Linked DNA regions of Mus musculus: regions 1, 2, 3 and 5 are each linked to region 4. The links are chromatin loops, found by intact Hi-C in ENCODE. Cell type or tissue: heart. All regions are shown on one strand.

Evidence for each region. Hi-C counts contacts between places; a loop is a spot of excess contacts. Peaks named below come from ENCODE experiments on the same cell type or tissue, not always from the same donor. Only the 100,000 strongest peaks of a DNase experiment are listed, where the experiment ranks them.
Region 1: it touches region 4 in a loop (12-fold over the local background); 20 of 42 quality-filtered maps call a loop at or near these places.
Region 2: it touches region 4 in a loop (9-fold over the local background); 12 of 42 quality-filtered maps call a loop at or near these places.
Region 3: it touches region 4 in a loop (2.5-fold over the local background); 4 of 42 quality-filtered maps call a loop at or near these places.
Region 5: a loop joins it to region 4, with 3.0 times the contacts of the local background. A loop is called at or near these places in 2 of 42 quality-filtered maps.

What each region holds. Positions count from the first base shown.
Region 1 is chr11:83,189,626-83,194,625 of GRCm38, forward strand. Slfn4 (schlafen 4) reads left to right here. Exons shown (of 8, transcript NM_011410.3): 8 at 1-591. It overlaps Slfn3 (schlafen 3), which reads left to right and starts at 1,705. Exons shown (of 3, transcript NM_011409.1): 1 at 1,705-1,783. In heart, a CTCF peak has its summit at 2,705 (motif pointing left); a DNase peak (open chromatin) is centred at 1,666.
Region 2 is chr11:83,038,392-83,043,391 of GRCm38, forward strand. It overlaps Slfn10-ps. Among named protein-coding and RNA genes, the nearest start is that of Slfn8, 20 kb to the left of the region's middle. In heart, no CTCF peak of the experiment used is centred here; no DNase peak of the experiment used is centred here; H3K4me3 peaks cover 954 bases.
Region 3 is chr11:83,297,086-83,302,085 of GRCm38, forward strand. Pex12 (peroxisomal biogenesis factor 12) reads right to left here and starts at 1,892. Exons shown (of 4, transcript NM_001364762.1): 1 at 1,627-1,892; 2 at 1,231-1,468; 3 at 403-956. The coding sequence starts at 1,356. It also overlaps a transcript of Ap2b1 not described here. In heart, CTCF peaks have their summits at 1,883 and 4,552 (motif pointing right); DNase peaks (open chromatin) are centred at 1,306 and 1,906; H3K4me3 peaks cover 2,477 bases; H3K27ac peaks cover 2,162 bases.
Region 4 is chr11:82,913,130-82,918,129 of GRCm38, forward strand. Unc45b (unc-45 myosin chaperone B) reads left to right here. Exons shown (of 20, transcript NM_178680.4): 4 at 75-250; 5 at 1,921-2,010; 6 at 3,903-4,070; 7 at 4,600-4,768. Among named protein-coding and RNA genes, the nearest start is that of Unc45b, 4.4 kb to the left of the region's middle. In heart, a CTCF peak has its summit at 2,017 (motif pointing right); a DNase peak (open chromatin) is centred at 2,042; H3K4me3 peaks cover 2,216 bases; H3K27ac peaks cover 313 bases.
Region 5 is chr11:83,223,022-83,228,021 of GRCm38, forward strand. AI662270 (expressed sequence AI662270) reads left to right here and starts at 555. Exons shown (of 4, transcript NR_015519.1): 1 at 555-630; 2 at 1,189-1,289; 3 at 1,431-1,610; 4 at 2,513-3,563. In heart, no CTCF peak of the experiment used is centred here; no DNase peak of the experiment used is centred here.

The DNA of each region.
Region 1 (5,000 bases), 280 kb after region 4:
TAAGATGTTGATATTGTTCGTTTAGGATTTGACATGTATTTTTTTATGTTCGTATCATCATGTTGTTTGTGCTGTAGATAATACCTTTACAGGTATTTACAGCATTGAGTTTACATGCAAGTATTACGCATTAATTGAAACGTTGGTATTTCCTTTGTAAAGGAAGAAATGTCTTTATTGTAAATCTACGTTTGTGAAGGATAAAATTTCTCGACATTTAGCCCTTAGCAGCTATTGTACATACAGTGGTAACCTGTTGTGACATTTGATGGAGTTCATCAAAAGACTGGTTGCCCATCACGACAGTTCTGATAATGGGGGCTATGAGTTGGGTGTTCACAGGCCCCATTATCCTTAGCCATGTTCTGCTCTGATCTATTTCTTTATCAATACAATTCATCTTTAAAATATACTTCATTTTTTCATGTGCTCTGTCCTCAGATCTGTGTTTTTATGAATACAGTTCTTCTACTTGTATCTTTCTTCAACAAAGCTTCATTATTAACTGAGAAGTTATACATAAAAAAATTTGGATAACAAAGGTTCTGCCATTTTAATATTTCTAAAATAAATGATCTTAACAAAACGTCATCAAATTCTCTTAAAGAATTCTTATTGTTTTTCCAGGATAAGTTTTTCTGGCTTTGGGGTTTTAGTTGTTTTGAAGATTTGCGATTGTGGTTTTCAGAGTTATGGCCTAGACCTTTGAAGACCAAGGAAGTGAGAAGACACATTATCATAGCTGCATGAGCACCTCGTGACACCTGTCACAGTAGCTGGACTAGAGATCACCCTACCATTCTGCCTCCACACAACAGCCACTGGGGCTGAGACACATTAGAAACACTTGTTTCATGGAGGTGACATCAGTGTGAAGTCGTGAGAGTAGTGGGACACATCATGTATGACCTAGGAAGTTGTTGCACTCTCAAAGCTACGGGAACTCACGGGAGGATCATTGGCAGAGAGTTTCAACAAAAGCAGCAGCTGCCTGCCTAATGTCAGCCTCTTTGGGTATCAGGTCAGGAGCTGGATTAACATAGGAAAGTCAGAAGGAGGAACCCAAGTAAAGGATGACTGTAACAGTGTGGGGCAGAGACCTGGGTAGGGACATGAACTGGGAAAGAGCAATGGAGTCCTAGTAATGGCATGCTTGGCTGCAGAGTCAGGTTTTCAGGTCAACAGGACAAACCTTGGGGAAAGACTTAAGAGTGGGAGCCAGTGAAGTGATGGCTCAGTGGATGGAGGCAGCTCCCACCTTGCCTGAGGAGCCCAGCCCCAGGGATCTCTGTGCAGGAGAGAGAGAAAATTGACTCGAGCCAGTTGTCTTCTGACCTCCACATGGTGGTGTAGCTGTGAACACCCAGCCCCCCAGCTACACACAGATACTTTTATGACCTGCTAATTTTTTATAATGCTACATTTTAGGGACTGAAGCAAGTGTCCCACAGAGGTTTAGCCAGTCTGACTAGGAGAATGTAATGGACAGCACTCTGTTTCAGAGGCATCCTTGCATAATCCCTAGAGTGCCAGGCATCCTGGGGAATTCTCAGCTTAGCTGTGCAGCTAGACATTGGAACACTGATGACTGTGCAAGGTCCTTAGCCACTCTGATTTCTGCCTCCCACCCTCACCGGAGCTGGGCAGGAAGTGGATGACAGAACTTCCTGGGGGAGGGACTCTGGTAAAAGAAAGCAAAGGCGCGCCAAAAATGCCTGGGGCCTCGGAGATGAAAGACGGACCTGAACAGGAGCAGAGACACAGAGCTGGCCACACATGGAAGGTAATGCCAGGACTAATCGGGATGAACTAGAAAGTTGGTTGGGAATCTGCCCAGCTATAGGCTTAAGCTTTAAAATACCCAAAAGCCTCTGTGTCATCATTTGTACCGCTTCTGGGTCAGAAAGTCCTGCTATATAACTGAAATCACACAGGGGCCTCTTTAGAAGAAACTGACCAGTGCGGAAGGAACAATATCCTCAGATCATGGAGAGCAAGAGAAGGAAACACAGAAAATAATCATGAGGCCTGAGCGATGTTTTGAATATATCCGCTCCTGTAATTAGTCACCCTCCCTGAAGGCTGTCTAGAAAGGACAAGGCGACCAGCATGTGGTTTTAGTTTCTGCCACAATGCTCACATGAGTCCCTTCTGTATCGCCTGGCTGGCCCTCCCTTCCTCCACATCCAGGCTAACTTTAAAATCCAACCTGAAGGTTTTAAAAATCCAATTATAAGTTAGCCTATATATGAAATAGGGGGGGGGGGAGGAAACTTCATATTAAAAGCCCTGTATAAAATGCACTCTTTACTGCATTGAGTTTGGTCAAGAGTTTTCGTGGCTGCCCCCAGTTGGTTCTGGTTGGTAAGTAACGATGCCCACAGTCAATGCCTGGGCAGGGCAGACAAAGGGGGGACTTTTAGGATTTTCCTGCCAAGAAGCGAGAGGAAAGGAGCAGAGTTCAGCCATGCCAGAAGAGGTAGAGGACAGGAACCATGCCAGAAGAGGTTGAGGAAAGGAGCCTGCCTGAGCAGGTGTAGGACAGACTACCCAACCACAGTGGCCCCGTGAGGAAAGTTGCATTTATGTGATATAGGCCAAGTCACTGTAATGCCCCACCTTAGCCTTCCAACCAACCAACTCTTATTACTGTAAGGTTGGTTCTGTAGTTGTCATTTTAGCTGTCAGTGCCCTCTAGTGTTCAAACAGCAAAGGCAACTACAGCTTCCAAAGACCTCAAATAGAAAGTCCGAAGGAAAGTTGATGTGTTGTTGATGGCGATGTTTTTCCAATCTCATGAGCCTCTTTCTTATTAATTGGTATTAAATTGCACTGAATTAAGTGTTTCAATGTAATATTATCATCTGTGGAATGTCCTTTGGTCATGGGTTCCTCTTTACTCTCCCTTGTCCCTCCACCCACATGATAGACCTCTTCCTACATAAGTCTCCCTAGTGCTTTCATACCCTTTAAAAGCTATATGATGGGGCTGAAGGGATGGCTCAGTGGTTAAGAAGACTGGTTGTTCTTCCAAAGGATCCCAGCATCCACATGGCAGCTCACAACAGTCTGTAACTCCTGTTCCAGGGGATTTGACTCCCTCACACATGCAGGCAAAACACCAATGTCCATAGAATAAAAATAAAACTTTAAAAAATCTTTTCAATAGTGGATGCTCACAGTCAGCTATTGGATGGATCACAGGGCCCCCAATGGAGGAGCTAGACAAAGTACCCAAGGAGCTAAAGGGATCTGCAACCCTATAGGTGGAACAACATTATGAACTAACCAGTACCCCAGAGCTCTTGTCTCTAGCTGCATATGTATCAAAAGATGGCCTAGTCTGCCATCAATGGAAAGAGAGGCCCATTGGACTTGCAAACTTTATATGCCCCAGTACAGGGGAACTCCAGGGCCAAAAAGTGGGAGTGGGTGGGTAGGGGAATGGGGTGGGGGAGTGTATTGGGGACTTTTTGGATAGCATTGGAAATGTAAATGAGGAAAATACCTAATAAAAAAATTAATTCAAAAAAATCTTTTCAAAAAGCTGTATACTGCATGTAAAAGCAAATACCCAATACTTGTCTTTCTGTATGACTCATGACATATAATCCTCGGTTCCACCCATTTTCCTGTAATGATGCATTTCATTCTTCCTTATGGATGAGTAAACTCTCAGTTCAGGCTGAGCATGCAGGGATCTTAATTGTGCACATGCTATGATTTCCTCATCCACTCACCTGCTCAAGGGCCCCTTGCTTATTCTGTTACTCTGCTGTTGTGAACATGAACAGGAAGATAACCCACATGAGTATACAGGTATGTCCTGTACAATGGCCTAGATGTTTTGGGATATGTGCCCAGGAGTGTGATTCACTGTCTTTAATTTTCTTTTTTTTAATAAAATACCTTTTTTTAATTCTTGATAATTTCCTATGTGTAACATTATATCCTGATCTTATTTATGTGCCTCTCTTCCCTTCTTTCATTCCCTAAATATTTTCTGAGCCATACCTCACATGATTTTCTCTTTCTCTCCATTAATTAGTTCTTTGGGGCCCACTGAGTCTAGCTGACTCTGCCTGCTGGAATGTTAAATAACACTGGTGTCTTGATCTTGTGCAGTTAATGATACCAAAGAAAGTCCTGAGTCATGTCATATCTAGCAGACACCATTTCTCAGTATCCATCCTCATCCTCCAGTGTTTAGAGCATTTTAAGAAGGTTTTATCTCTTATTACTTTATGTGCATGTCTGTGTGGTGGTTTGGACCCTACAGATTGATGTGTTTCGGTACTGGGACATGGAGAGTGGCATTATTAGGAGGTGCGTTATTGGAGTAGGTGTTGTTTTGTTGGAGGAAGTATGTCACTGTGCGGACAGGCTTTAAATTCTTCTATGCTCATGCTCCATACAGCATGGAATCAGAGCCTCTTCCTGGCTGGCTGTGGGGAACAGTCAGGAAAAGTCACCTTCTGTTGACTGCAGATCAAGCCATAGAACTCTTGGCTTCTCCAGAACCGGTGTCTGCCTGCATACAGCCATACTTCCAACTGAAGATAATGGACTGAACCTCTGGAAACAGTGAGCAAACCCCAATTAAATGTTGCACTTTCTAAGTTGCATTGGACATTTTGTCCCTTCACAGCAATAGAACACTAAGATTATTATTTTTGCATATGTATATCTATGTGTACACGGTGTGTGCTTGGTGCCCACAGAAGCTAGAAAAGATTGTCTGATCCCTGGAGCTGAAGTTACAGATGTTAGTGAGCTGCCAATTGTAACAGGACTTTGCCTACTTTTTGGGTTCTTGTACCATCCTTCTTCTCCCCTTTTCTTAATCCCTTTCAATCCTCTAATACCAGATAGAAGAGAAAAGTGGATAAAAAATGTGTTTTTTAAAAAGAGAAGGAGAGAAGTAACATGTTTGGGGAATGTGCAGTTAGGAGTGGGGGTGGGGGTGGGGAAGGGCATGCCTCTGCAGTCCCGAGCTGAGC
Region 2 (5,000 bases), 130 kb after region 4:
TCTGTATGTCTGTATATCTCCTGCCTGGTGCCTGGTGAGAAAAGGGCATCAGATCCCCTGGGTCCAAAGTTATGAGAGTTGCTCACTGCCGTGTAGGTGCTGGGAATTGAACCTGGGTCTTCTGCAAGAACAAGAAGTGTTCTTAACTGCTGAGCCATCTCTCCAGATGTATATAATTGAGGTGGTTTTTTTTTTTTTGGGGGGGGGGAGTAAAATCCTAAAAATGTCATATGACCCAGAATAAGGCCTAACTAGAGGATGTTTGCCAATGTTGAAGGATTGTAGGGCCTTGTGGGACAACTGGTCTATAGTAATGGCACCATTCCCTGAGACCTGCAGAAATGTGATCCTGTCTCCCTTACACAACAATATAAACAGTCGGTGAAAGATTAGGCCTCTGATGACTGTGTGTAGAAAAGTAAGAGTGGAACACACAAGACACTAGAAGGGCTGGGGCAGTACACTGGGCAAAACAAATTGGGACTGGCCATCTTGGGGAAGAACCAGGACAGAAAGGAAACAGGCTTTAGAAGGTGTGCTAGTTGGGAAACTGAAATCCCCCGGTCTTAGGCTCTTTTCCATAGCTTCTGGATTATAAACCCTGGGTGAGATAGTAGCTATTCTATTTCTGCCTCTTGGCTCCTTGCTCAGTTAAAGACAGTATCTTAGAGAGAGGGGTCGCTCAGTGGCATCTGCAGAATCCCTTTCAACATTGTCATTTCAAATCTTCAGCTTGTACTTTCTTTTTCTTTCTTTTCTTTTCTTTTCTTTCTTTTAAAATTTGTTTTATTTAGAATAATAATAATATTTAGAATACACTGTTGCTTTCTTCAGACACACCAGAAGAGGGCATCAGATCCTATTACAGATGTTTGTGAGTCACCATGTGATTGCTGGGAATTGAGCTCAGGACCTCTGGAAGAGCAGTCAGTGCTTTTAACCACTGAGTCATCTCTCAAGTCCCAGCTTGTAGTTTCTAACTTGCACAGGCTATGAGTAATTGGGTCTGCCAGTATAGAGACTTCCTGTTGAGAGCTTGCTCAATGAGAAAGAGAGGTGTGTGTGGGGGGGGGGGGGGGAGACAGAGAGAGAGACAGAGTGAGAAAGACAGAGATAGAGAGACAGAGACAGAGACAGACTCCCTCCCCCATTCTTTCGCTCCTCTGCATCCCCTTTCTCCTGTGCTGAACTGGTTGGTCAGTCTCTCACCCACCCTGATCACCCCCTTTCACCCTCAGGCCCCTGCAGTACTCAGCACCTACTTTTTAAAAAAAGATGTTTTCTTTATTTACATTTCCAATGTTATCCCCTTTCCTAGTTTCCCCTTTGAAAATCCCCTATCAACCCCCCCCCCCCCCCCCGCTCCCCAACCCACCCACTCCCATTCCTGGTCCTGGCATTCCCCTATATTGGAGTGTAGAGCCTTCATAGAACCAGCACCTACTTTTAAAGGAACGAGGCGCTGAGTCTGATAAAATATCCCAGCTTTCAGGCAGGAGAGACACACGGATGTCACCTTGGCTTCTGGGCTGCTCAGGCTACCCGGTCCTAGATTTAGTGGGCTAGACCTCGGTGAAGGTGGAGGGGATCCGAGGGTCTCTAAACAACTCGTGAAGAATCAGAGCCGGGAAGTCCAAGTCCTTTGCGCTCCAGGTCCCAGTGCGTGCTCCAGGTCCCAGCGAGCGCGCTCCAGGTCCCAGGGCGCATGGAGGTGGCATTGATTTCCTCCTTGCCCGCCCTCTCCCGGCCGCGGGAAGAGACCAAATAGAAAGCCTACTAAATACCGGGAAGCTTGAGACTCAGAATGTGCTTATAAACTAAACTTTAATAATTCTGAACCTTAGCTATATTGGGCTTTCGGATTGTTCTTGGTGTTTTGGTCTCCGCCTTCTCCCCACTTCTTTCTTTCTCCTCGCTCTTCCTTAAATCCTAGTGTTCCCTTGAAATGCTTCTGCATCATTCATGAAGTAGCATGCAACTCAGCTGTGACAAGTCAAACCCAGGTAGTGTGAGCCCAGAGTTGCCGCTAAGCAAAATGGAAACAAAAAGCATATACTTACTGTGTTTGCTTGACTAACAGTGGCCCCTGTAGGCTCCTAGGGAGTGGCATTATTGGAGCTGTGGCCTTGTTGGAGTAGGTGTGGTCTTGTTGGAGGAAGTGCATTACTAGGGGGTGGGCTTTGAGGTCTCAGAAGTTTGATTCAGGTCTAGTGGCTCACTGTCTCCTCCTGCTGCCCTTGATATGGATGTAGAATTCTCTGCTCTTCCAGCATGATGCCTGCCTGTACATTGCCATGCTTTCCACCCTGACAATAATGGACTGAACCTCTGAAACTGTAGGCCAGCCCCAATTAAATGTTTTCTTTATAAAAGTTGCCTTGGTCATGGTGTCTCTTCACAGCATTAAGACCCTAATTAAGATTCATACTAAGTCAACAAGAGAGAAAGGGATTTGAGTGTTAATTATTTTGTGTTTGTTATATTTTAATCTATCTATCTATCTATCTATCTATCTATCTATCTATCTATCTATCTATTATTATTATTATTATTATTATACAACTACATGTGTATACATGTATGTATCTATTATTATATATGTATGCATGCACATATTTATGTACCTACTATTATATATGTATGTGTGTATGAGTACATGTGTGTCTATCTATCTATCTATCTATCTATCTATCTATCTATCTATCTATCTATCTATTTATCAATTAATCAACCTATCTATCTATCCATCTATTCATCTATCTATCTGTGAGCCACAGAACTATCCTACTTCCTCTTTGGGCTTTTCAGCTCATAACTCAGTTTCCTGCTTAGGCAGGCAGCTTTCTAGATAGAATTAGATACCACTTCTTCAGATCTCATTTCCTTCAGTTAGGAGTTGCATGGTTATCAGCAGCCATTTTGACAGGGGTGAGATGGAATCTCAAAGCAGTTTTAATTTTTGTTTCCTGATGGTCAAGCATATTGATAACTTTAAAAGGTATTTATCAGTAATTTATATTTCTCTATCTGAGAAAGCTATGTAGTTTTTTATTAGCTCACTTATTAACTGGATTTGTTGATTTGTTCTTGATGTTTAATTTTGGAAGGCTTTAACTCATCTATTATTAATATAATTAATATAATAATTGTATTAATACTGTATCTGAGGTATAACTGGCAAAGGGTTCCCCTATCATTCAGGGTGTCTCCTCATTCTAGCAATGCTTCCGTTGCTGCACTGAAGGTTATTTCCATGAAGTCTAATTTGTCAGTTTTTGAGAATATTCTTGTGTAACTAGACTCCTTTTCAGAAATCCTTGCCTATGTTCTTTGTATGTATATATGTATGTATGTATGTATGTATATGTACATTTCTCATTGTATTTTCACCAAAGTTTTGTGTCTTAATATTAAAGCTTTGAATAACTTTTGAAATGTTTGTTGTTGTTGTGGTGGTGGTGGTGGTGGTGGTTTTAAACAGGGTGAAAGATACAGATCTTGTATCATTTTCCTGTGAGTGGAAATCCAGCTTTCCTAGTACCACTTATTAAAGAGGTTGTTTCTTTCTTCTTCTCCTTCTCCTTCTCCTTCTCCTTCTCCTTCTCCTTCTCCTTCTCCTTCTCCTTCTCCTTCTCCTTCTCCTTCTCCTCCTCCTCCTCTTCCTCCTCCTCCTCCTCATCTTCCTTTCTCCTTCTCCTTCCTTCCTTCCTTCCTTCCTTCCTTCCTTCCTTCCTTCCTTCCTTCCTTCCTTCCTTCCTTCCTTCCTCCCTCCCTCCCCCCTCCTCCTCTTCCTCCTCCTCCTTATTCTCCTCCTCCATTTTTTTTCTTTTTGGTTTTTGAAGACAAGCTGTTCTGTAACTTGCTCTGTACACCAGGATGGCCTCTGCCTCCTGGCTGAGGCTGTTCTCCTGAATGTACCAATGTATGGGTTTGTTTGTTTGTTTGTTTGTCTGTTATGGCTATGTCAAAGCTTAGGGGGTAACTATGTGGGTTATTTCTGGGACCTCTGTTTTATTCCCCTGGCCTACATGTGTGGGTTTGTGCCAGTACCACACTATTTCTGTTACTGTGACTCTGGAATAAAGCTTGAGGATGAGTATTGTGGTTGTTCCAGCATTGCTTTTTCTGCTTGAAGGTCACGGTCTTAGTTAGGGTTTCACTGCTGTGAACAGACACCATGACCAAGGCAACTCTCATAACATTTAATTGGGGCAGGCTTACAGGTTCAGAGGTTCAGTCCATTATCATCAATGTGGGAATACAGGCAGGCATGGTGCAGGAGAAGCTGAGAGTTCTAAATCTTCATCTGAAGGCCACTAGGAGAAGACTGGCTTCCAGGCAGCTAGGATGAGGGTCTTAGATCTCACACCCACAGTGTCACACTTCCTCCAACAAGGCCTCACCTCCAAATACTACCACTCCCTGGGCCAAGCATATTCAAACCACCACAGTCGCTTAAGCAACTTGAGGCCTAATGTCTTGGGTAAAATGTTACTTTCCTTTCAAGTGCAAAGTCATCCTCTGCCTAATGAACCCAGTTCAGGTCCCTGCCTGAAAATGTGAAAACTGATGTTGATTAGAACCTGGGAAGGTTCACTGAAGTATGAACAGGGAAACTTGGATAATTAGGTTCTCTTATCTTTTAGGTCTTTCTGATGTCCTACAATTTTGTTAGAAGGAGACCTTTTAGTTTCCTGGAGTGGAACCTTCCTTCCATAAAAGTGCTCTATGCAAAGGTGGCAAAGAACCACACCTCCAAGTCTGCTGTAGAAATAGTCCCTCAAGGAGATCCACAATCCTGCGGTATAGAGACTCCATGATAGATAATTAATATTTTACTGCTGTTTATTTAGTCAAAAGACACTCATAATGGGACTAGAATGTGATAGCTCAGAGATTAGAGGCATGGGCTGCTCTTCTAGAGAGCCCAGGTTCAAGTCCCAGTACCCACATGACAGCTTATGACTGCCTGCAACTCCAGTTCCATAGGATTCACTGCC
Region 3 (5,000 bases), 380 kb after region 4:
CTGGGATGCATACATGTTGAACTTGTGAGAGAATTAACACTCCACAAAGGTAATGTTGCATCCTTGGTAAGAAGTCTTTAGAATTAATTATATCGCTTTGCCTTGAATCTTTGCTCTGCCATCTTCTGGCTAGTGGTTCCCTCAACTGTTAAATGAAGCCACTGCATTTAATTCAGGTTGTGATGAGGCATAAGATAACACAAAGCAAATACCACGCATGGGGCTCTTACATACACCAAGCATGCACAAAGGTGTGCCTATTATGAGAGAGGTCACCAGGATGGTGGCCCATGCTTTATGGATGTGAGGAATAACTTCTGTGACTTAATAGCTAGGGTAGACCGGATGATTGGTACAAATTTTCAAATTTTGTTAATAAAGGGGTTTTAGGAATGGCCTTACCTTCTGACGGGCTCCTGCATTGCACTGGCTTCAACCAGTCTCTGTTTGATAGCTTGCATGTCCTGAGCTGTCAGTCGAGCTAACCGAACTCCAGCCAGTTTCAGCAGGGGAGAGTGATGCTCAGCTTTCCCCAAGATGTAACGCAGTTGTTGTGTAAGAAACCAGCCTTCCCAGGCCATGTTAACAAAAGGGTAGGCCGCCAGAAAGGCTCTGTAGAATCGTTTCCAGCGAGAAGAAGGGGGGTGAATAGAGTATTCGTCTTCTTCTCTCAAGCTAGAAGCCAGCTTCTCTAGCTTCACTTTCAGATAGGGAAGAAGGACAAGGAACATGGCAGATTTCCAGAGGTGTTCCTTGGGAAGACCAGCACTGGCCGGTCTCTGAAGATGCGGCGAGCTCCCTGCCACAATCCGCTTTAAGCCATAAAAGTGTTCAGAAAATGAGGCACTAGTTCTAGAAAGATAATGCTGCTGGAGCAGGAAGTCTAGCAGAGTGAAGATTTCATCAAACCACCGCCAGAGGAAGCCATAGTGCGCAGGATTTGATTCTGCAAGAACCTGATGCAAAAACATTTTATTACAGTCTTCAGTTTGTATTCACATCAGCCTTTTCCTTTTAAATTCAATACACCTGGCTTAAGTAATTGGCTTTTGGGGTATAGTCTGAGTTCCTGAGGTCATAGGAATGGAGTACAGAGCTCTTTGAATGGATGCCCATTAAGTCCTGGATACAAATGACACATGGCGATCATTGCAAACTTAGGGTTACTAGTAAAATGTTTGGAGTTTTATCCAGTCGTCCCTGAAACGATTCAGAGAAGTAATACCTTACCTTGACCACATGCTGAAGAGCGGGTCTCACTGCTGTCATTAAACTGTCCTGTGCTACCACCTCAAAGATGGATGGCTGGTCGTCCGCCACTGAAGCAGTTGTGATGTGAGCCCCATACTCAGCCATTGTGTCTTGTGTGAACTGGGATTCACTTTTCCCACGAACACTCTAGTGAGCATGAACTTGTTTTTGTATCAAACGGGTGCTGAGTCTTAGTCCTTCTGCATGGCACCTGAAACTAAAAATTGAATTTTACAGGAGTGAAAAATCAACGGGGGTGGGTGGGGGGAGCTTATATGGAGGCGGAGGAGAGGGAGTCTCAAAGTAAGGACTGTTAACTCCGGAGCTGGGGACGTGGCACGTGGGGTCTGGGGAATGACTTGTCAAATGCTGCACCTCACAGGGCAGAGCGTGACTCGGAGGCGGGGAGTGGGCCAAGAAACGTGTCGCTCGAACCGCAGTCCGGGAGCTGCGAGGCCCGGCTCCGGCGGCTGCCTGAGAAGCGCCCGTCCTTGCTTGCTGACCTCGGGCACGGAGCAGAGGACCCGTGACGCCACCTGCGAAAGGAGGTCTCGGCTTTGTGACCGAAACCGTACCCGGAAACAGAAGCTCCGAGGACCTCCACACGGCGGGCGGAAGACAGGCGCTCTAGCATCGAATGTAGCCCTGAGCCGGAACTCGGGAACTCTATGACCAACTGGGACTTCCGTTTCCGCCCCCCTGACGACGAGGCGACGGGTTAGTGCAGTGAGTGCATTCTGTTCCTGGTTAGCTCTGAGCGAAGCTTCCTGGAGGGCGGTACTCGAGCCTCTGTGCCGAGCTGGGGTCCCTGCCTGACGCCGGTTGCCATGGGAGATCAAGCCAGGTCCTTTCTGCCAGGTGGTGCTTAGCTCAAAGTCGGCCACCTTCCCGAGTGTTAGTCAGTTATCAGCAAGTTTTACTAAAATGACAAAAGATTCATTCTTGCCTACCAGAATTTAGGACGGCTACTTTTTTACTTACTTACAGACAGCTTAACTTGTCATCCATGTGTAAAATTAAGTTATAGCTCTAGGCACATTCTGCTAGATGAAATTGATTCCTGCCCTCCAGCTCAGTAGGTATTAGCAGTATTAGCAGCGCAGGGATCGTTATGATTCTCGAACTGAATAGTAGCATTCAGCTCTAGAGGACCTTAGGGTATAAAAGTGGGCAATTGGTTTGTATAATGAGAACCTTATAAAGGGATTGGTTTTAGTTTCAATTTAAATTTTGAAGTTTTTTTATAGTTCTAAAGTATGATCCATACTTCACTAAAGTCACTGTCAGAAGTGCAATTGTTGAATTTCTAAAAAGTATTAAAGATTTTTGTTTTAAATAATGTTTGTTTCAGCTTAAAAGTTTTTTTGATTTTTGGTTTTTTTTTTCGAGACAGGGTTTCTCTGTGTAGCCCTTGGCTGATCTGGAACTCACTCTGTAGACCAGGCTGATCTCGAACTCAGAAATCCGCCTGCCTCTGCCTCCCGAGTGCTGGGATTAAAGGCATGCGCCACCAACGCCCGGCTTCAGCTTAAGAGTCTTAAGGTTTATGTACATATCCTTGGCTAGCATTCAAGTTGGCTTTCGTGCTCAGCCTTGAGTTTTAAGGACCCGAGAACTACATAAAGCATCTGGTAAATATCGCATGCTAACCAATGGGGTCTTAATTTTAAAAAGATTTTTAGGTTGTACTAGTATTTGCTGGCACATATATGTATGTGCCACATGCAGCCTGGTAACTGCAAAGGTCAAAAAAGTATGTTTGATTCTCTGGAACTGGAGTTACAGACCATGTGTGTGCTGGGAACCAAAGTCAGGTCCTCTGCGAGAGCAACCAGTGCTGTTAACCACTGAGCCATCTCTCCAGCCCACCAAGCCACCTCTCCAGCCCACTGAGCCACCTCTCCAGCCCACTGAGCCATCTCTCCAGCCCACTGAGCCACCTCTCCAGCCCACTGAGCCACCTCTCCAGCCCACTGAGCCATCTCTCCAGCCCACTGAGCATCTCTCTAGCTGTTTATGCTTTTAAGTGAATAGCAAAAACACACAGCTAAGAAATAGCTAAAACAGGTAGAAAATGAAACATTTGCATCAATTAAGGTTTTTAGTTGCAAAGAACAGAAGCAGGCTATTTTAAAACAAAAGGAACTTAAACTCTAGGTGGGAAGGCTGGAGAGATGATGGGCAGGTGAGAGCACTTGTTGCTCTTGCAGAGGGCCTGAGTTCAGTTTTCAGCACCCACATTCAGAGGCTCACAATTAACTGTAAGCCCAGCTCCAGGGATACAGTGCTCTCTCTGGTCTCCTGAGGTACCGACACATACTTGTACAGATGCAACGTTTAAATGGAGTAGCTCACAAAACAAGATAGCTCAAAAAGAACAGGACTATATAACTCCCTTAGCGTTCTCTCTAGCAGGAATTAGTAACGTTTCATCCAAGTAACCTTGTTACAGTGAACAAGTGTCAAGTGCTCATTGTGTCCACGGTCAGATTCTTCTGACAGAAGGTGCTGGCATATATATGTAACCCCAGCGCCTGAGGCAGTGGGCTACCTGGCAGTGAGGAAAGGGGGAAAGAGGTGAAAGGGGGAGGAAGGGGGAAAACACCCATTTGAGCAATCTTGGTTTAAAGTTGATCAATCATGGTTAGCCAGAGGGTCAAGATTTCCTGATTAATGGACCCACAAGACTACTCTATAAAAAGGAAACTGTATTCCATGAGAAAAGGAAAAAGTTAAAAATAGTATGTCCTGGTTGGTTATATAACTCAGTGGTAGGACGTGTGTGAAGCCCTAGGATCCTTTCCCAGTTCTGGAAAGAAAAATAGTGTCAGTTTTTATTTCAATTTGGTAATGTGCCAGTTTTTAGTTACCAAATAATGCATTAAAAACCCCAGTCTCAAATGTGTAGTCTAATAGAAGGCACATGATTAACCTTTCTATTAGAAGGCATTAAAGGCTAAGCCTGACCATCAGGTTTGGAGATCTTAAGTATATATTAAATGTAAGTTACATAGGAAATTATTTAATAGATGCTCAGTAAATAAATGTAATTGGGTTAAGTCATCTGTTTTGTTTTTCAAAGACAGTTTTCTGTGTAGCCCGGGCTGTCCAGGAATTCACATTGTAGACCAGGCTGGCCTTGAACTCACAAAGATCAACTTACCTCTGCCTCTTGATTGCTGAGGTTAAAGGCTTGTGCCACCACACCCAGTTGCCTTGAGTTTTTTGTTTTTAATATATAAAGATTTATTTTTTTTTTTTAATGTACACAAGTACACTGTAGCTGCCTTCAGACACCAGAAGAGGGCATCAGATCCCATTACAGATGGTTGTGACCCATCATGGGATTGCCTGGGAATTGAACTCAAGACCTCTGGAAGAGCAGCCAGTGCTCTTAAACACTGAGTCATCTCTCCAGTCCTACCATGAGTTTTTTAAGTTTCAAATCTGGCGGCTGGAGAGATGGTTCAGTGGTTAAGATCACTAGCTGCTCTTTCAAAGGACCTGGATTTTGTTACCAGCTCCCGCATAGCAGCTCACAGCTGTCTGAAATTCCAGTTCCAGGGGAACACTCTCTCACATACATACATGCAGGCAAAACACCAATGCACATTAAAAAACAAAATGAAAAAAAAAAGATTGTTCAATAGTAGAGTGAGGGGTGCCTGGTTAGAAGCACCACTAAGCCTTGGAGTCTAGGTATATAGATAGAGAAGTTCAAAGTGCTCTAGAGGCAGAAAGAAGCAAGA
Region 4 (5,000 bases):
TTCCTGGGCAGTAGTATAGGGAGATCAGTCTTGTAGCCCAGCCTCCCTGAGGATCTGCCTGTCCCCCTCTGTAGCCATTGACATCAACTCTGCTGACATCAAAGCATTGTATCGGCGATGCCAGGCACTGGAGCATCTTGGCAAGTTGGACCAGGCATTCAAGGATGTGCAGCGCTGTGCTACCCTGGAGCCAAGGAACCAGAACTTCCAGGAGACACTGCGGAGGCTCAACACCAGCATCCAAGAGCAGGTAAGCTGGGCCCTTCCAGAGAATGTTGGCAGCTTCCATCCCGTTCTTAGGGGGAGATGGGCTAGGGAGGTTGAGATGGGAGGACAGAATGAGCCCCGTTCTCTTCAGTTTCAATAGAGATAGCGCAGAGCATGGGCAGGCTCCATGAAACAGCTAGGCGAGTACGGCTGCCTGTGAGTGATGGAGAGCGCCGTGGTGCTGAGTGAGAGCACAATCTACTCATGGCTACAGTTCTTCTACATTTCAGATGGAAGCTTTGAACATGAATTATGATCACCTAGTGAGTCTCCGTTATTAGAACTCTAGGGGGATTAAAGTAGCCAGGAATCCTGGGGAATCAGGAAGACCAATGGGGACTAGAGGGTCAGAGTCTGTGGGAACATGATATCGTTTCCGGGTAGATGGATAAAGGCATGAAGAGTCCAAGCCAGCGAGAAGGAGCCCTGAATCCTCCCCTGGCTCAACTATTGACTTCTCTCTGGTTGACCCCTTAGACATGTCGGCTTTCTCCTGTACAAAAGAGCAGGAGAGCAGTAGCTCACTCAGCCCTCTGCTCCAAGGCATCCTGTGTGGCTGGACCATGTTACTCAGACTCAGTGTGTGTGTGTGTGTGTGTGTGTGTGTGTGTGTAATGAAAAGGAGGGAGAGATGAGAAAAGGGGTGGGTGAAGGAGGGGCCTGCCCACCCAAACAGATGAGCCCAGACCAGCAGGAGGGAGGAGCAAAAGCTCTCAGCTGTAGGAGGCATGGAGGGAGCAGGAGGATGGTCACTTAGACCACCTTATGAAAGATTCAGAGTGGCCCAGGGTGTGAGGGTCTAGATCCCCAAACAGAATGGTTTCCACTCATCTGGTGAAATGTCTGAAATCTACTTCTGGTGTGTTCGTTTATTTAATTATTTATTATATATACATGTACACTGTAGTTATCTTCAGACACCCCAGAAAAAGGCATCGGATCTCATCACAGATGGTTGTGAGCCACCATGTGGTTACTGGAACTTGAACTCATGACCTCTGGAAGAGCAGTCAGTGCTCTTAACCACTGAGCCATCCCTCCAGCCCTTACTTCTAGTTTATTAGCCTGGAGATAGATTTCTAACTTAATCTCCAATTCAATGTCTAATAGTTGATTGTTTATGAGATTCTTGTTTGGGATCAGAGTCTCTCTATGTAGCTCTGGCTGTCCTAGAGCTCGCTGTGTAGACTAGGCTGGCCTTGAACTCATAGGGATCTGCCTGCTTCTGCCTCCTGAGTGCTGGGATTAAAGGCATGGGACATTATCTCTGCTCCTTGGTACACCTTTCTATCTGTGGCATCTAGAACAGTGCCTGGCATAAAGTGGTCATTCAGTTAATGTTAAAATTATTATTAGCATCATCATCATCATCATCATCATCACTAATCGTTATTATGAAGGGGTATGGAGGCAGAGGATGTGGAGGCTGGTTTTCACTTCCCAACCCTGAGAGTTTTGCAATCAGCTTAGGTCTCAGGGCTTGCTCTGCAAAAGCCTTTGCCAGCTGAGCTATCTCACACGCACACCCTCCCCCCATTTGTTCAAAAATGAACGGATGCGCTAGGGTTTAGATTAGATCTTTTTTCTGAATTGAATATATGAAGAATAGGTGTGCACCAGCTGCCTGCTTCACTTAGGGCTCTCTCTCTTCAGCTCCGTGTGCAGTTTTCTACAGACTCCAGGGTACAGACGATGTTTGAAATTCTTCTGAACGAAAACAGCGAGGCTGATAAGCGAGAGAAGGTGAGTGATGCGTCATTCCTGCCAGCAGAGGGCGCTCTCTCCACGCGGCTCCCATGAAAGGATTCCTTGGCCTGGGATGGTAAAAGGGCCATAACCACGGCTATGGAGAAACCTTGGCTCCACTCCGGGTTAATCTCATTAGAAAACGGCACTACAACAACCACATATGGTCCCAGTTACCTATTTTGTACATACACTACACACATGGAGTGAAAACATCCAGGCAGAGTGGAGCCTGTGGCCTAAGTCGGGTTGATCATGAATTCAAGGCCAGCCTAGACTACACAGTAAGACCAAGATAAACCAAAGCAAAATGTGAAATAGGAAATGTGTTCCCTGGTTCTACTGAACAAACTTTAAGTGTGTTGTAGCCACAGGTAAAAGCAAGTCGGGCAGCACAGCCACAGAACACACTCACCTTGCAGAATCCCATCGGAGAGCCCTACTCTAGACTCCCTTCTGTTCTTTGGCATTTTAATTTTCTACAATTCCCTAAAAGGAGAAGAGAGTCTTTTAGAGAGACTTCAAACCTCCCAGAGAGCAAAAGGCATTAAGTCAGAGTCAGGCATATGCTTTTAACTACAACATGTAGAATGTGGAGGTCAGAGGATCAGGCATTCAAGGCTAGCCTCTGCTACCTGAGGCCTCTGAGGCCTCTAGGCTACCGGAAGTGGTCAGTGAGATAGCCAGAGGGTAAAGGTGCCTCTTGCCATGTCTGACAACCTGAGTTTGATTCCCGTAGTGGAAGAAGAAAACCAAGTTCTGCAGGGTATCTTTAACCTATAGTTCCCTGATAATAAATAAATTATAAAGCATAGAACTTAAAAAGAAAAAAGAAAGAAAGGAAGGAAGGAAGGAAGGAAGGAAGGAAGGAAGGAAGGAAGGAAGGAAGAAAACTGGCATTAACCATAGGAAGGGTCAAGACTGGGGTGAAGTCATTGTGGCAAATTAAACAGCAGAGTCGGATGACATTGTTGTTTAAAATCAGATATTTTGTTTATTGAAATTTTGGCCTTGATTCTGATTAAAAAGTATTTCATTAAACATCACACATCTGGATATTGGGCTATTTGTTGTCTCAAGTTTTACACCTATGAGGGATATCTAACTTGCCTCACTGTAATTTTGATCCCAAGAAACACTGGCACATTCAAATAATGCTTTGTTTCATTTAGGAATACTGCCAAGAGGTCATGCTGACACATTAAAAATTTTTTTGAAATATTTACTGGTAACAGTCATTGTAACCAAACGGTTTGATCTGTCTCATGTTTTTCTCCAGTCTTCCAGTGAACATCGAAATATTTTTCATTTATTTCTGTCAGAGCTTGGATGCCGATGCCCAAAGAGGGGCAGTGTATTCATTCTGTGACCAATGAATTCACACGATACAAAAATATACTTTACAGCTTCTCCGAGGACCGAATGAGTTGTCATGGATAAAGCAGCGTTGTTTGGAACAGCACAATGCCCTAAGCTTATAGCAATGTTCAGGTCACATTTGCCTGAAGTCTCAGCCACTTACCTACTGTCTTAGTGAGGGTTTCCATTGCTGTGAAGAGACACCATGCCCAAGGCAGCTCTTATAAAGGAAAACATTTAATTAGTGTTGGCTTACAGGTTCATAGGTTTAGTTCATTATCATCATGGCAGGAGACATGGCAGCATGCAGACAGAGATGGTGCCAGAGAAGGAGCTGAGAGTTCTACATCTTGATCCACAGGCAGCAGAAGGGAGATGTGTCCTACAGGCAGTCAAGAGGAGACCAGGCTACCAGGAGGGGAGAATAGACCAATCTTCTGAAGATACAGTCTGTCTACTAGCCCCTGCAATGGGTTCATGGTCAAAGCCTCCCTCTGGCTTCCTGTCAACCTCCATTGCTTCTCTCTCAGGCTGCCAACAACCTCATTGTCCTGGGCCGTGAAGAAGCGGGTGCTGAGAGGATCTTCCAGAGCAATGGAGTGGCTCTGCTGCTGCAGCTTATGAACACCCAGCGGCCTGAGCTGCTGCTAGCGGCTGTGCGGACGCTGTCTGGCATGTGCAGTGGCCACAGAGCTAGGGTGAGGGCCTGGGGCTTGGGATAGGTGGTGAGGATGGCAGCTTGTCCAAGGACGCAGAGGGTGGCACGTGTTCGGGACTGTGGTTGGCACAAATAGAACTTGAGACACAGCCTCAAGGGTCTCTTGCCTCCCAGCCTGGCTCATGTGAATCACGGCTCAAGACTGCTCTGAGCCCTTTCCCTGCAAGCTGGAAGTGGGCTCGACTATTCAGGGGTGTTTGTTGAAAGTTGATTACAAGAAGAGCTGAATGCGAAAGCATTGTAATACGTATTTCTTCACATTCAGCCTTTGAATATTTTCTACACTTACATCTCACTGAGGTCCTGCCCAGGCATGGACTCAATGCCCCCAAGACTCCATCCAGCACGGGGTGACATAGCTCGGAGTCTTCTGGAGGAAGTTTCCCAGCCTGTGGGCCCCACTTCCCTATAGCATGAAGTGGGTAGGATGGTCACCACCCACCTCTTAACCTGGATGCCAAGCTGACGAGAGGGGCAGGGCTTCTGACCCTGTTCCTGCTGGGTTCTAGGCCACCGCCATCCTGCACGCAGTCCGCATAGACAGAATCTGCAGCCTCATGGCCCTGGAGAATGAAGAGATGTCCCTGGCTGTCTGCAACCTGCTCCAGGCCATCATTGACTCCCTGTCTGGAGAGGACAAGAGAGAGCATCGTGGGAAGGAGGAGGCCTTGGTTCTAGGTAGGAGATATTCTTCTGTTCTGGATCATGTGGATCCAAGGCAGAGCCAGTCACCACCTTACACTGGCAATTCCCGTGTGCACGGGTGGACCGGCTTGATTTTAGTATGTGTGCTGGGGTGATACAAATGGAAGTGGTATACACTACTGAGTGCAAGGTTGTCCGTTTTTCAGCTTGGAAGGAGCCATGGTGGCGATGGCTCATATCAGTGTGACTGTGTTCAATGCCACTC
Region 5 (5,000 bases), 310 kb after region 4:
TCAGGAGAGAGAAGACAAAAGGTCATGACTCTTGATTTCATCCACTGGCCAGCACTGAGTAAAACCAGGACTAACGATCTGGCACCAAAGGTAAAAGCAAAATCCTTGTAGTTGAGTTAGGGGTGCATTATGTGAAGGTGGCTCTCTATATACTCAATGTTGAGGGATAAACCATCAGCAAACTAAGCACTAGCCAGACAGCTGAGTGCGAGCCGGATCTTGGTATTATTTCTTTTTTTGTTGTTGTCGGGGTTTTTTTGTTTTTGTTTTTTTGTTTTGTTATGTTTTTTTGTTTTTTTCGAGACAGGGTTTCTCTGTGTAGCCCTGGCTGTCACTGGCACTCACTTTGTAGACCAGGCTGGCCTCGAACTCAGAAATCTGCCTGCCTCTTAGTATTATTTCTGTGGCCTATCAGAGGTCCTATATTTTGTAAATATTAGACCTTCTTTACTTGCTTATTGGCTGTAATAAAGAGCTGACAGCCAATAGCTGGGCAGAGAGTGGAGGGCAGAACTTCCTGGGGAGGGACTCTGGAAAAAGAAAGCAAAGGCGCCAAAGTCGCCTGGGGCCTCGGAGATGAAAGATGGACCTGAACAGGAGCAGAGACGCAGAGCTGGCCACACATGGAAGGTAATGCCAGGACAAATCGGGATGAACTAGAAAGTTGGTTGGAAATCTGCCCAGCTATAGGCTTAAGCTTTAAAATACCCGATAGCCTCTGTGTCATCATTTGTACTGCTTCTGGGTCAGAAAGTCCTGCTATATAACTGAAATCACACGGGGGGCCTCTTTAGAAGAAACTGACCAGTGCGGAAGGAACAATATCCTCAGATCATGGAGAGCAAGAGAAGGAAACACAGAAAATAACCATGAGGCCTGAGAAATGTTTTGAATGTATGTGAGATTTATCACATCCTTCCTGCAACCGCTCCTGTCACCCTCCCTGAAGGCTGTCAAGAAAGGACAAGGAGACCAGCATGTGGTTTTAGTTTCTGCCACAAGGCTCACATGAGTCCCTCTGTATCGCCTGGCTGGCCCTTCCTTCCTCCGCATCCAGGCTAACTTTAAAATCCAACCTGAAGGTTTTAAAAATCCAATTATAAGTTAGCCTATATATTAGATGGGGGGGGGGGGGAGGAAACTTCATATTAAAAGCCCTGTATAAAATGCACTCTTTACTGCATTGAGTTTGGTCAAGAGTTTTCGTGGCTGCCTGTTAGTTTGTGTTACCAAAACGAAACATTGAAACATCGGCATGGAAGTTTCTTCTAGGAGCCTGCCCCCAGTTGGTAAGTGAGGAAACATGCATGCCCCTGCCTGAATTAAGGGGGAGGGTTGGGTACAAAAGCAGGAAGTACGTAAAGATATGTGTTTGCTTCTAATTGGACCTGATGGGAAAGCCAAATGGCTTTATGGGTATACGCCTTTAGATGACTCTGCAAACTACCTCTGCCGCCATTTTCTGGGGACCCGGAGTGGTTCTGGGCAAAATCCTTCATCTTGGCTGAATGAAAAAGAGAAAGAAAGAAAGAAAACATGACTGGTCCTGGTTTTCGGCGCCATGTGTATGAGAAAAAGAAATAAAAAGAAAGGAAGAGGACTGGTCCCAGGTATAGTGGAAGAGAAAGTTTGTGGATTGAAAGGGAGGCAGAGCCACGGGGCAGAATCTTCTTGGAGCGTCCAGAATGAACATGTCCCTAGCTTTTTTAGGAGATGGAGGAGAGGGAGGGAGGAAAGAGAGGTACCAGGTGCAGCAGCCCGGGTTGGCATTTTGTCTAGGCTCTGCCCACAGTTTCTGGCAACAGCCAGGTATACCTGACTCACTATAAAAGGGACTGCTTGCCCCCTCCTCACTTTTGCTCTCTGCTCTTCTCCTCTTGCCCTTGCTCCCTTACTCACTTCCTCCCTCTCCTCATTCCCCTCCCTACTCTCCACGTGCTCATGGCCAGCCACTACTATCTCTGCCTTTCTCTGTCTCTACTCCCTCAACTCACATCCCTATGCCCTACATTCTATTCTATATTATACCATCCCGTGGCTGGTACCTCAGGGGGAAGGGATGCCTCAGCATGAGCCAGCAAAGGGACCCTTTCCCCAACACCTTACTATGCCTCCACCAAACATATCCCTGCCTTCTTCTCTTTCTTTTTATAAAATACAACAGCCAGGAAGCCCAAAGGAGAGAGAGATGGGTCTGGTAACCAAAATGGTTGAATTGGAAGTGCAGTTGGGGAAAGGTGGCCCAACACTGAGCTGGAGAGTTCAGGGTAGGAGCAGAACATGCCTTCCAGGAACGCCCTGGAACTGGCAGGGACTGAGGGATGCATGGAGAAACTAGCAGCTCATGTCTGGTTTGATATGATAACTAGGCACTTTATCCATTTGCTTGCTTCAATTTTGACTCAAAACTTGTGGAACTGACTCTTGTGATTCTCGGGTTGAACAGGGAGGATAATAGAACCTCTGTGATAGATGAATGAAAATATATACCCAAATGTTTGGTTCCATGCAGGAGGAAAACCAAATAGCCTTAGAACTCATGGAATTTGTCCCACCGGTTAGCACAACCACATCAAGAGGCAGAACCCCGACTGTCCTGAGGACTTCTTGCTGTTGTGGAGTTTTGCTCTGCTCACCGTCTTCAAGATCACCACATCCCTCTTGGTCCGTGAGTTGCATGAAAACTCCAAAAAGGCTGCCAGCCCCTCACTGGACAGTATCATTGGTATCAAGAATAGTGATTGCTCTTTTTCAAGTGTTGCAGCTGGAGCAGATTACTGATTCAACCACCACCCTCAGAAAGGACATAGAGCTGTAGATTGCTGGTAATGTCCGGCACTCTTAGAAAGAATGTGGAAATGTCGGTTGTAGTAAAGTTAGGCTAAGATGCTTTTGCTAGCGGCTTGGAAGTAGAAAACCGTGGGGAACAATTGGAAATTCAGAGAGGCACACTCTTGATAGTTGAGCTAGACCCTTTTGATGTCAGGGACAAGAACAATGGCAACCCAGCTAATACTGGCTGAGGTGGGTATGCCTGTTTGGCTGAAGCAGCGCTGGTGATCAAGGTGATGACTAAGATCTTATACCCATCTTACCCTCAGATTCCTGACAGGATTTAATAAAAAATTGTTAATAAGTAGATGTGCACCCTAAGGATTTATAGGAAAAATGATTTTTATATGAAGGTTTAAGTTTGTGATACTCTTAAGATTTTTTTATAAGATTACATTTTAAGATGAATAATAAAATAATTGCCGTGTGTCAATAATTTTGAGAGAATTATCTTGGTTGCTTACACTTTGGCAATATCACAAGTTGGTTAGTTACAAATGTATAAGGGTTCTTGAGAATAATTTGTTTTTATTTTGCTTATCCAGAATACATAAAACATTTTATCATGTGAGGGTATTGGGAAAGATGTTTTTTCTTATGTATAGTCATTGTAATCATCCACTTAAAGAAAAATAGAATATAGCCACATTATGATGGTTGTACTACTGGAAAGATTTTGCTGGGACATACAATATGTGTGAGAAAAATAAAGTTGTTGGATCTTGCTCATTGGAGCCTTGCTCCTACCAAAGACATGTATGTATGTATGTATGTATGTATGTATGTATGTATGTGTATGAAAGTGTGAAGTTGGAACTTTGCTTCATCTACCATGTATGTGTGTGTGTGTGTGTATGTATGTATGTATGTGTGTGTTCCTTCATCCTTTTCAACAGCTCCAGAGAGATTCTTGATGATTCCAGAGTCTTTAGACTGGCTTCAGAGAGTTTTCATGGGCCCCAGGGCATATTTTATGGTTCTAGAGTATCAAGCTTGGTTCTCTCAGAGAAAAATTTGGTGAGTGATCGTTCACCCACTCTATGCCTCACCTCAGTTTACCCTGGATATCAGAGCTAGTCTTTGACACCCAATGAAGAGCATAAGAGGCAGGGAGATGTGGAAGGAGTCATGAAATAAGGATATGTGTGTAGCAACAACTACAACTAATTATGTATAAAAATTCCTAAGACCTGTTATTTTGTAAGCTAATTTAGAATGATAAATTAATAAACCAAGACTCTTCTTACCAGACTGAACTATGAAATTCAAAGTAAACAAGTCTTACACTTTAAATGCCAATTCCAATAAACCCTACAAACTGAATCTCCCATGGAGGTACAAGGCTCCAGTTAGTATAAGGAAAGAATTTTATTTCATAGCTGTCATCTGAGGGGCTGGGAAGCACAGCTTAGTTGACAAAGTTACTGCCCTGTACACAGCAGGACCTAAATTTACTACCCAGATCCACATGAAGTGCCATGATTGCAGTCCGAGTGCTGGGTAGGTGGAAAGAGCAGAGCCCTGGGGCTCACTGGCCAACTGACTTAGCTTGAATGGTGAGCTGCAGGCCAGGGAAAGGCCCCATCAAAGGATGACACCTGACATTGTCCTCTGGTCTCCAGAGGAACAGACACACAGTTTACAAGCACCTGCACATATATCTGCACCCCGGTCAACATACGTGCACATAAACACCAAGTGTCATCTTAAACTGTAAAGATGCGCATTGAAGACTGCGATTAAATGTGCCAACGGAGAAACTAGGTTTTTCAGATAACCACCAGACACGTGGAACCCACCTTTGCTGAGCTTACGAACTCAAGACTCTTTGAAAGACTAATTTTAACTTATGGGTATGAATGTGTGTCTTCGTGTGTATGTACATGAGCACAGGGTGGGAGGGACATGTGAATGCTAAAGGAAGTTGCCACTGCCCTTGAAACAGCAGCTTGAAACAACAGTTGTAAACTGCATGAACTGGGTTCTGTCAGTGTTGTCACGGACTTGGAGTAAAGGGATGTCTGAGTTTTGTGAGTAGAGTGTGAATGAGAGTGGATATCTTCAAAAGTATGGTGCCACCTCAGCAAGTGAGACATGATACCAATGAGTCAGCTGTATTCATTTAGGGTTGCAGCATTTTTAATAAAGTCAAAATATGAAACCAGATT